Linked DNA regions of Homo sapiens: region 2 is linked to region 1. The links are chromatin contacts, found by Hi-C or POLR2A ChIA-PET in ENCODE. All regions are on one chromosome and are shown on one strand. The core of a region is the stretch at or near the end of the contact, and the rest is flanking DNA. Distances in the headings are between cores, read along the strand shown.

Region 1 (7,830 bases), core at 3,737-6,236:
TTGGGAATTAACTTGTCCCAAGTCACATGGTTGGCATGTAATGAAAGTACCTGGTACGTGGCCTGACATGAATGGGCATTAAGTGAGAAAATAATACCATTTCTTTCCTTCTTCTTGTTCCTTCTTGACAGAACTATCTGATGATGAAACGACCCAGACTCAATTTTCCCAACTTCAGAGCCTTTTCTATCCATGATCCCTCATTCCTGCCTTTCTTGCCATTCCTGTCCTGTCTCTCAACCTGACAATGAAGCATTTATATCGGATCAAATGAAACTCGCATACTTTCTGTGACTTAAAATCAGAAGTTTCCCTTGTCAATTTCCCTTGCCACCTCTAAGAAAAGCTTATCTATGTTAAGTTCCTTTTTACTGATTTGTATTTTTATGTTCCCCCAAAATTTCACATTGATATATAAGAATTTTCTGTTGCTAGTTTAAATAATTTTCTGCATGATTCAATGATTATAAATATTTATCTCCAAAATAATATGATCTATTTTTCTTTATTTATCCTCAGTATATATTTCCTTTAACTGAGATCCAGTCATCTGAAGTATCTAGGTAGACTTGATTTGATATAAAATTATAAACTAACCCTCTTAAGAAAATGTCCAAAGTGACATTTAGACATTTGCTCTTTCATGAAAGATTCTAACATATATTATTGTGGTTATTATTATCAATATTATCTCCAAAATTATATTGCAACTCTTTAGTTAGGTAAGTAAAGATCCTGCTCTTCTGGAAACTGCCTGCTTCCCTTTCCATAAAATAGTTAAGTTTCTTTAACTATTTTCTTCTAATTCAAACGCTTTACCACATGACTTTTTTTAGACCATTATGGAAAAGAAAGTCAAAACATTGCTGGGTATAAGGATTCCTGGACTCTGAAACATCAAAATTTCAAACACTAATTATTCTAGTCTAAGTTATAACCAGCTCATCTTGAAACTAATGAAGAAAATAAGAGCTAAATGTGTTTAGCATAAGTCAGATGATTATATCTGATCAGTGAACATGAATTAAGAGTTTAACAATATTATGCATGAAAAGAATAAAAGTGAGGGAATCACGTATTTTCTAGTTTTCCAAACAAAATGCAGGTTTTCATGGCAAGTAATTGACTTTCCCAGGTGATTTTATTAATTGAAAACCTGAGGTACTAAAAGTTTATTCAGTCATACTTGTTTTATTGTACATTTTGTTTTATTGAGTTTCACAGATACTGTATTTTATATACATATATATATATATATAGAAGGGTTGTGGCAGCCTTGCATTGAGCAAGTCTATCAGCGCCATTTTTCCAACAGCATGTGTTCAGTTTGTGTATCTGTGTCACATTTTGGTAATCCTCACACTATTTCAAACTTTTTCTTGTTATTATATCTGTTATGATGATATGTGGCGAGTGATCTTTGATGTTACTATTATAATTGCTTGGGGGCACCAAGAGCCACACCCATAGAAGACTTTAAACTGAACTGGTAAATATGTGTGTTCTGACTGCACCAGCAACCAGCTGTTCCCCATCTCTCTCCCTCCCATTAAGTCTCCCTGTTCCCTGAGACACAATGTTAAAACTAGGCCAATTAATAACCCTACAGTGGCCTCTAGGTGTTCAAGTGAAAGGGAGACTTGCAAGTCTCTCACTTTAAATCAAAAGCTTGAAATGATTAAGCTTCGCAAGGAAGGCATGTCAAAAGCTGGATAGGTTGAAAGCTAGGCCTTTTGTGCCAAATGGGTAGCGAAGTTGTGAATGCAAAGGAAACGTTCTTGAAAAAAAATTAAAAGTGCTACCTCAGGGAATATAGGGATAATAAGAAAGTGAAACAGTCTTTCTGCTCATCTGCGGAAAGTTTTAGTGGTCTGGAGAGATTCAAACCAGACATATCATTTCCTTAAGCCAATGTCTAATCCAGGACAAAGCCCTAATTTTCTTCTTTTCTATGATGACTGAGAGACATAAGGAAGCTGCAGAAAAGTTTAAAGCTGGCAGACATTGGCTGATGAGGTTTAAGGAAAGAAGCTGTCTCCATACATAAAAGTGCAATGTGAAGCACCAAGTGCTAGTGTAGACACTGCCACGAGTTATCCAGAAGATCCAGCTAAGATCATTGATAAAGGTGGCTACACTAAACAACAGCTTCTCAGTGTAGGCAAAATAGCCTTATGTGGAATGAGATGCTGTCTAGGACTTCATCTGACATGCTTTATTGTGATATTCACTTTATTGAGGTGGTCTGGAACTGAACCCCCAATATCTCTGACATATGCCTGTAATTTGCAAGGGGGAAAACAACTTTTTGCTATTACATTCAAAATGGATTTTGAAAGAGTCAGTTTTCTTTTTTCTTTCTTTTTTTTTTTTTTTTTTTTTTTGAGACGGAGTCTTGCTCTATCGCTCAGGCTGGAATATAATGGCACAATCTCTGCTCACTGCAACCTTCGCCTCCCGGGTCCAAGCAATTCTGCTGCCTCAGCCTCCCAAGTAGCTGGGACTACAGGCACATGCCACCATGCCCGGCTAATTTTTGTATTTTTAGTAGAGATGGGTTTCACCACATTGGCCAGGCTAGTCTTGAACTCCTGATGTCGTGATCTGCCCACCTCGGCCTGCCAAAGTGCTGGGATTACAGGCGTGAGACACCACCCCTGGCCCAGGAGTCAGTTTTCTATATCACTTGACTTTCTTTGCTCAGAAAGTCCAGCAACATGTTGCTCTAGGTCTTTGTTTAAAAAAATGTTATTGTGCCCAAAGTATTTAAAAATTTCTAAGACTTAGTATCTATTTCCTTATTAGAACTAAGAAAAAGAGAGCTCACAGGTAGTGTCTGATCAAAAACCACAAGCTTGCTGCACACTTGGCCTATTTAGGATTCAAGTTAGAAACTGTCAACTGAGAGATGTTAATTATCTTCTTTTTAAAAGTTGCTTGTAGATCCACTGTTTTAGCCCAGAATATTTCATAAAATGACACTGATACGTTTTGAATATATGTCCCCACCAAATCTCATGCTGAATTTTAATCCCCAGTGTTGGAGGCGGGGGCTGGTGGGAGGTGTTTGGGTCGTGGAGGCAGATCCCTCAGGCTTGGTGCTGACTTCCTGATACTAAGTTCCTGCAAGATCTGGTTGCTGTAAATTGTGGCACCTCCCCACCACTTTTCTCTCTTCCTCCTGCTGGCCTTCCACCATGAATAAAAGCTCCCTGAGGCTTCCCCTGGAAGTCTAACAGATGCCAGCAGCATGCTTGTACAGCCTGCAGAACTGTGAGCCAATTAAACCTCTTTTCTTTATAAACTACCCAGTCTCAGGTATTTCTTTATAGCAATACAAGAATGGACTAATACAGACACATCATTTTTTTGTGTGTGGTAAATTCTTCCAATTTCTCACCTTGCATTCCCAGTGCTGCCCTAACTGGACCTGGGGAGTTTCATCATACTTTCTTCAATACAAAGATTGTGAATACCTATGAACTCTTTTAAGACAATTTGTATTCTGCCATCAGGCTTCCTAAGCTACCTTGTGGATCCACATGCAACAGAATCAGAACTTTCAAAGCAGTCACCAAACATGTAACTGACAACTTAAAAAAAAAAAATTCAAAATGAAATTAACAAGCACCAAGGGTGTTATTATTCTCTTATATTTCTTTTAGCAGCATTCCATCACTATCTGCTTCTTCCACTTCAGAAACCTGCAAAACTGCTGTAGAATATCAAGCAGTTGTTCTAGTGAAGTCAATTATTTTTTAGCTCACTGCAAAACATCTGTTGACCCACGTTTTAGTCTTCTGTTCACTCTCTTCCAAGTATGTACTTGGGAAAACAACAGGACATCAACCAGGCAAGCTCATTACCATTTTCCACAGATAAATCTTTACAGTCGGTGTGAAAAATCTCACCCTGAACTATGGTGGCTGTAGTGAAAAGAACCATGGACAGACACAAGTATGACTTGTGAACATGATTCATAAAGCACCCAGAGCCCCAGTGTGGCAACACCAGATGAATGAAAAAGGTTCTACCATGTTATCAAAATCATGTCATTCTCACTTTCCCTCAACAGTACCTAAATTTTAAAAAGAATATAAGCATAATGATGAAATACTACAAAAGTATCAATTGAGATCACACTGCACTCAATGAAAATTATCCATGTTTATGAAAATAAAGATCTGTATCCAAAAAAATAGCAAAGTGTCCACAATAAATTATAAACACCAGGACATCAGGGACATTGATCTCTATATCCCAAAGCCTAGAAAAGTGCCCAGCACCTAATAACAATACTAACTTTTGAACATTTCACCACGTGCCAGGCACAGTTCTGATATGCTCCATGTTTCAACTTAAGGCTTACAGGCCAGGCTTACAGGCCACCAGTGAATCTATAAAGTTTCAGTTTATATATGAGAACTGAAGCACGGGATTAGATAATATTCCGAGACAACACAAATTAGTAGCAGATGGGTTAAACTCAGGCCGCGCATGTCTAGAATATGCACACTTACATGCTTGTTGAAAAAACTGTGTTGATTAGTATCAAACTAGCTTTAGAAAATAGAAGTTAAAAAAGGCAATAGACTTTGGCAAATTATTTGAGTAAAACGTCAAATGTCAGATATGTCGAGGCATGGGTAGCCTTCTAAGGGGTCACGTCTATGGAAGGAAAAAGTTTGGCTTAACAAATAGGAAAGTGAGAAAAAGAATGAAACAGTAAAATAACAGGATCTCGTGATGGGGAAAAGGCGGCCTGCCCAGACCTAAACGCCTCGCGGCCTCGCAGGCGACGCGGGGATGACTCAGCAGGACAGAAGGGAGGGAAGCTCCAGACGCCACGGCCCTCTTCGAGATGAAAGTACCTCCCATCCTAAGGGACTGGCGTTCCAGGAACAGCTGCGCTGGCTGAGCCGGCTCAGTGAGGCGGAGCGGCCAAGCCTTCAGTCCACTCCCACTCCCCGATGAAAAACCCAAGACCGGGTAGCGCAGCCCCTCCGCGCACGCGTAACACGAGGAGACACCGCCCACACGCCAGACGCGCTGTGATTGGCCCCAGCTACCCTCGGACCGAGATTCCTATTGGTCCCAGGTGTCGAGCATGCGCACTTTGGTCGTGGGCGCGTGTGTGGAATGGGAGGAGGTCGCGCTGTCCATGGGCGTCCTTGGCCTGCGCCACCCAGGTGAGCGCTCCGGAGGCTGCGATCCCCGGGTCCCGACCGCCCGCCTAGCACTGGCCTGATGGGGAAGCGTCCCGGGACTGGAAGGGCAGCCGGCTTGCGCGCGTGGTTCCCACGCCCCTCGGGCTCGGGGGATCGCTCCGGGTGCTGGCTGCGGGCTCGGCGGGGAGGACCCCGGGAGCGCGTCCCTGGGCCCCACGTCGGCCTCTGCGCGGGCAAGCCCCTGGGCTCTTTGGCTCTAGACGCTTTCCAGGCCTGGGGAAACCGCATGCGTGGACGTGGGAAACGGGGCGCGTGACGGGGAGGGGCGCGCCCCGGGGGCCTGTGGTCGTTCCGAGCTTCCACCTGGCCCGACGCAGGCATGTGCCCTGCCCGCCGCGTCGTCCCTGGGCCTGCGGGGGCTGGGGCCTCAGCTGAGAGTCCTGGGAAGGTGGTGCTGGATTGTGGCTCTGTCGCGGGGATGAGGGGTTGATCTGGGAAGCCCTCAGGATGTGTGTGTGGCTCCTGGAAGGTGACGCACATTGTTAGCTTCAGTAAGGTTTTCAACACCATGTTTCCGCAGAACTTGGTCATAATAACTATATCGCCTTCTAATAGTGCTTTTGGGGAGTTACTCATTTTAACAGCTACTACGTGTTGAATGTCCTCTTGTTTGCCAGGTGCAGTTCTCATCCCTAGGGGTGGAGAGTTGAAGAAGATATATTCAGTTATTTTCTTTTTTAATGCTTGAGCTAACAATGATTTTATCCTTTGCTTTCTTAAAGGTTTAATTTGCTCTTAGGTGGACAGAAAAGCATAAACTGAATTTTAACTACAAGTTGGTCACAGTTGAAAAGCCTCATGTGTGGTTTGAGTTTTAGCTTAGATCTCTCCTTACATGTCTTTCCTGACAGCTCCTCAGATTTAGACAGTGTGAGGATCAAAACTGTATGAAGGTGCTTTACTCTTGATAATCTGTGAACGTCAACTAGGAAAATTTTGAGTGTATTAGAAATGTTTTTCGAACTCTTTGAGAGTCTAGGCAATTTCACTTGGGTTCTGTGATTAATTTGCAAAGTATTAGGATGAAATCAAGAAACCTGCAGTTTTAATTGAATTGACTTTGGTTTTGTTTCTCAAAAAGTGGGACAACAAAAATACCTACTTAAGACTACTGTTTCAGGCACTGTCTAATTGCATTCATCAGATCTTATTATATTCATTCCATGAGGAATCGAAGACCTATTCAGTCAAGCAGCAGCCCAAGGTTACACGTCTAATAAAGGGCACATTCCCAGATCAAGCCCATGTAGGCTGACTCTAGATTCTGATTTTGAACTGCTCTGTTTCTGAATTGGAGTTTAACTCCTCTGTTACCCCTAGATTAATGGTGAGTATTTTCTCTCACCCAAGTTAATTCCATTAACTCTAATCAGAACCCTAATTTAGCATATTTCCAGTACAGTAGTTGCGGATCCATCCTACTCTAGAGTTTTTGTGCTATGTGTTAACTGTCTTTTATAAATGAAGGGACGGCTTCCTCTGTAACATACGGGAGCATTGTATAATCTTTGAACAGGCAAAAGCATTCCAGAGAAAAGATAGATGAATTTCATATATTTTTATTAAAACAATTTTATTAAAACATAGATAAATACTGGATTATTTAAGCAAGTTGCAGTCTATGTAGGTTAACCACTAAGCTATGCTTCCTCTCTTTGCATGCGTGTGTGTGTATACGTGTGTTTTTCCTAAAGATACATCAAGGCTTAGTACTTTCACAATGAGTTAAGTCCTGCGCTGTGCCTTGAAAGATGAAGGGAGGGAGTTAGAGGCAAAGATGAATTAACAGGTTAACAGGATCCGGGTCCAAGTCCTTAGATGCCTATTAAAGAGTTCAGGCTTCACTCTGCGGGAAGTAGGAAGATTTTTGAAAGACTAAGTACTGGAAGGACATGATCAGGTTTGCAACTTAGAACTATCACTGTGGCTGCAGACCTAAGAGTAGACGAGAAGGGTGGGTAGAAAGGTTAGGAAACTACATTTTCCGAAGAAAAACATGGAAAGAACTGAAAGGGTGATCCTGGAGTCAGAGCCAGGTAGAGAGTTTAGGGATTTAAGGAGGATTTGGTAAGAGATTTATTGTGAATCCTACATCCTAAAATTTTAATGTTTTTTTTTCTTTTCTAGAGATGATAAATAGCCAAAGACGTCAATGGCACCCATGGACATAGTAAGCATAGTAGGAGCTGAAAAACTAGAAGCAATGACAATGTCAACTATTTTGAGCAAAAAGAAGCAGTGTCTTCGGAACATTTGATCATAAAACCAGAAATTAAAGGATGAGAAAAACATTTTTCTGAAGCTTATACTTTCACATTTCCTAGAGAGCATATTTGTGTGGATGGGGGTGGGTAAACACTCAACAAAAGTTTCTTTAAAAAGAAGAAACCATCCTGGTTTGATGTAATCAATGGTTGCCCACTGCTCCCTTCCTGTGCCTGTGACCCTTCCCAAACTGCCCTGTTGCTTGCAGGCTCGCCTGAGCTGAAAGGCAGCCCTCACATCCCGTCGGCACCTCCCTGGGGCCTTCTTTACACCCTGGAGAACTTCACAGGGAATCTGTGTCTGTAACACAAAGGCTTCCTGGTCCAGATGTAGATAC
Region 2 (2,694 bases), core at 1-2,500, 570 kb before region 1:
GGATCAGAACAGCATTTTATATATAAGAGGCCCAGGAAAGGAAGCTGTCCACTAAGGTCAGCCAGGAAGTTAGAAATAGAGCCTAAGGTCAAACGAGGTGGCTCTCGCCTATAATCCCAGCACTTTGGGAGGCTGAAGGCGGTCACTTGAACCCAGGAGTTCCTGGGTAACATGGCAAGACCTTGTCTCTACAAAAAAATACAATAAGTAGCTGGGCATGGTGGTGTGTACCGATGGTCCCAGCTACTTGGGAGGCTGAGGTGGGAGGACTGCTTGAGCCTGGGAGGTTGAGACTACAGTGGGCTGTAATTGTGCCACTGCACTCCAGCCTGGGTGACAGAGTGAGACCCTGCCTCAATTTTTTTAAAAAAAGAAAAGAAATAGAACCCAGACAGGCAGGTTAGGGTTAATTCCTCAGAGCAGTGGTTTTGATTTCTTGAGAATCTGGAAAAAATTATGGACTCTCCCAAAAAATGATTACACTTGTCCCTTAGTATCTTCGAAGGATTTGTCCCAGGACCCCTTTCAGATACCCAAATCCTCAAAGCTCAAGTCCCTTATGTAAAATGTTACAGTATTTGTATATAATCTATGCACATCCTCCCCTACACTTTAAGTCATCTGTAGATTACTTACAGTATCTAACACCACGTAAGTAGTTGCTATACTGTATTTTTAAGTTTACATTATTTTTATTGTTATTTTTTATTGTTTTTTTCCGTCCCAAATATTTTCCATTCAGGTTTGGTTGATTCTGAGGGTGGAGAACCTGAGGATATGGAGGGCCAACTGTATATAGAAACATTTACGTACAGTTTTAGTCTGAGATGTGCCTCGATGCACCCCCTCCATGGGCCCCCTTCCTACCCTCCACACCCTGCTGGAATCCATTGACCTTAGGTTAAGAAACTGACTGATAATCCTAAAATAAGTGTTTGAGTACCTCTTCAAAGTCATTTAGCTCAACCGTTTATTTTATGAAAGTCTTGAGAGGTTAAGTGGGTTATTCTTTCAGAAAAGCAAGGGCACATTAAGGCTGTTGGTGTAGATTTAATCAAACTTCCTAACAGAAAAAAATACAATGTGTCAAAACTAGATGGTTTTGCATCCATAAATATTAATACTATGTACACCAAAATATTTTTTATTCTGGTATTTTACATTTTTGTCATAAAGAGGCAAGGGTTGGTCTGTGCTTAGTCCAGTCTCTCTCCCTTGCTGGCAAGAAATGTGAGCTTGTGTCATTGTGAGAGGCTCCTCCCCAGAGCCCTGGCCTGCATCTGTATCACTCTGGGGCTTAGAGGCAATGGGCCTAGTAATAGACTTGACTTGGGAAGTGGTGACTTTTTCAGCCCATGTTTGCTCACAACCAGTATCGAGCCAGATAGTGTAATGTTTTATACTTAAGGAAATAAAGTACCCTTTCCTGTCCCCTAAAGGAAAAGAGTAAAGTAAGGAGAAGAAAATTGAAAACCAATGCATTTGACCATAATTAGTTTCTTTTGGTCATAATGTATGTTTTCGTGTGTGTGTGCATGTATGTTTTTGTAAGAGGGATTTTTATATTTACATGGGTTATTGAAAACACCATAGGACCTTACTTTGTAGAGAACAAGGAAGGTCTGACTTCCATTCTTTAAGTATGATAAAAGGCAAAACACTGGGTAACTACCAGATTTCGTTTTAATAGTAACTGCTAATAATGAAAGTATGTTTATTTGGTTAGTTGGGCTTATTTTTTAAAACAATTGTGTGTTTTTTTTTTTGAAATTCTATTTTCTGAGTTCACATATTAAAATCATAATATTGAAAACTATATTTTTGTTACCCTACAGCTTAAACTATGTAACACGTATAATGTATTTTTTTTTTTTCATTTTGGCTCTTCTCTAGAATACAGACTTTTCCTATCAGCCTGGAGATGCCTTCAGCGTGATCTGCCCTAACAGTGATTCTGAGGTACAAAGCCTACTCCAAAGACTGCAGCTTGAAGATAAAAGAGAGCACTGCGTCCTTTTGAAAATAAAGGCAGACACAAAGAAGAAAGGTAACAGCCCTGATGCTGTGACGTTGGGGTGTTGTGGGCCAGTGGACTGGAGCTGATGGTGAGAGTGTGGCTCTAAGGTTCAGGGTCCTGTGTGTTGGCCGCACAGATGCCTGGGGCTCAGCTGCGCATCAAGGTCTGGGAACACAGGCATACGCTGGTATTGGTAGTTTCTTAACTTTCATGTTAATTGCACTGAATAAGAAGATAATGGATGTTCTAATTATTGGACATTTGTGGACATGAAAACTGAGTGTAAATGTAGTTTTTGAGAAGCATTGGCCTAGGTTATTTTTAAAAATTCTTTTCCTATTATGTTTACTTCTCATAGTATGTTTGTTTTTGCTCATTTATTATATAAAATAATTGCTTTTTCCATAATTAAGAGAAGTTATTTATTTTTCAAAATATAAATATATTATTTACTTAGAATCTTGAAGTAGTCCTAAATTGATTTTTTGAGAAGAATAATGCTAATGGAGTACTGCTGTCTTTTTAGCTTTCATTTCCTTAATTTTAAATAATTTTCCTTTCTTTTATTTGGCCTATCTTGAATTTATAGTCTTCTTATGTTTTTGTAAGGTGGAGTTTTTTACTGTATTCATTTTGGGGAATTTTTTTGGCTGAATAAACATTGCCACAAGTCATGT

The links. Hi-C counts contacts between places; a loop is a spot of excess contacts on that map. ChIA-PET counts read pairs that join two places held with the same protein, here RNA polymerase II (POLR2A). Pooled maps may share reads with other maps.
Region 2: a pooled map shows a loop between it and region 1 (9-fold over the local background). The contact joins the enhancer-like site here to the promoter of LINC02226 in region 1. A Hi-C loop is called at or near these places in 2 of 168 maps with a recorded cell type or tissue (PC-9 and endothelial cell of umbilical vein), 7 of 37 single-sample maps with no recorded cell type and 8 of 50 pooled maps. POLR2A ChIA-PET finds 5 or more read pairs at or near these places in 2 of 52 experiments (AG04450 and MCF 10A).

The regions. Positions count from the first base shown.
Region 1 is chr5:8,452,578-8,460,407 of GRCh38, forward strand. It overlaps LINC02226 (long intergenic non-protein coding RNA 2226), which reads right to left and starts at 4,987. Exons shown (of 6, transcript NR_039984.1): 1 at 4,872-4,987. It overlaps MIR4458HG (MIR4458 host gene), which reads left to right and starts at 5,110. Exons shown (of 2, transcript NR_039989.1): 1 at 5,110-5,189; 2 at 7,356-7,830. It also overlaps the pseudogene LOC100419318. RefSeq lists an enhancer at 4,700-4,799 and silencers at 5,320-5,369, 5,380-5,439.
Region 2 is chr5:7,883,808-7,886,501 of GRCh38, forward strand. It overlaps MTRR (5-methyltetrahydrofolate-homocysteine methyltransferase reductase), which reads left to right. Exons shown (of 15, transcript NM_002454.3): 7 at 1,894-2,047. Among named protein-coding and RNA genes, the nearest start is that of MTRR, 16 kb to the left of the region's middle. Within about 2 kb of position 1,251, at least 3 of the 41 ENCODE cell types and tissues checked have a DNase peak (open chromatin) inside an H3K27ac peak, as active enhancers do.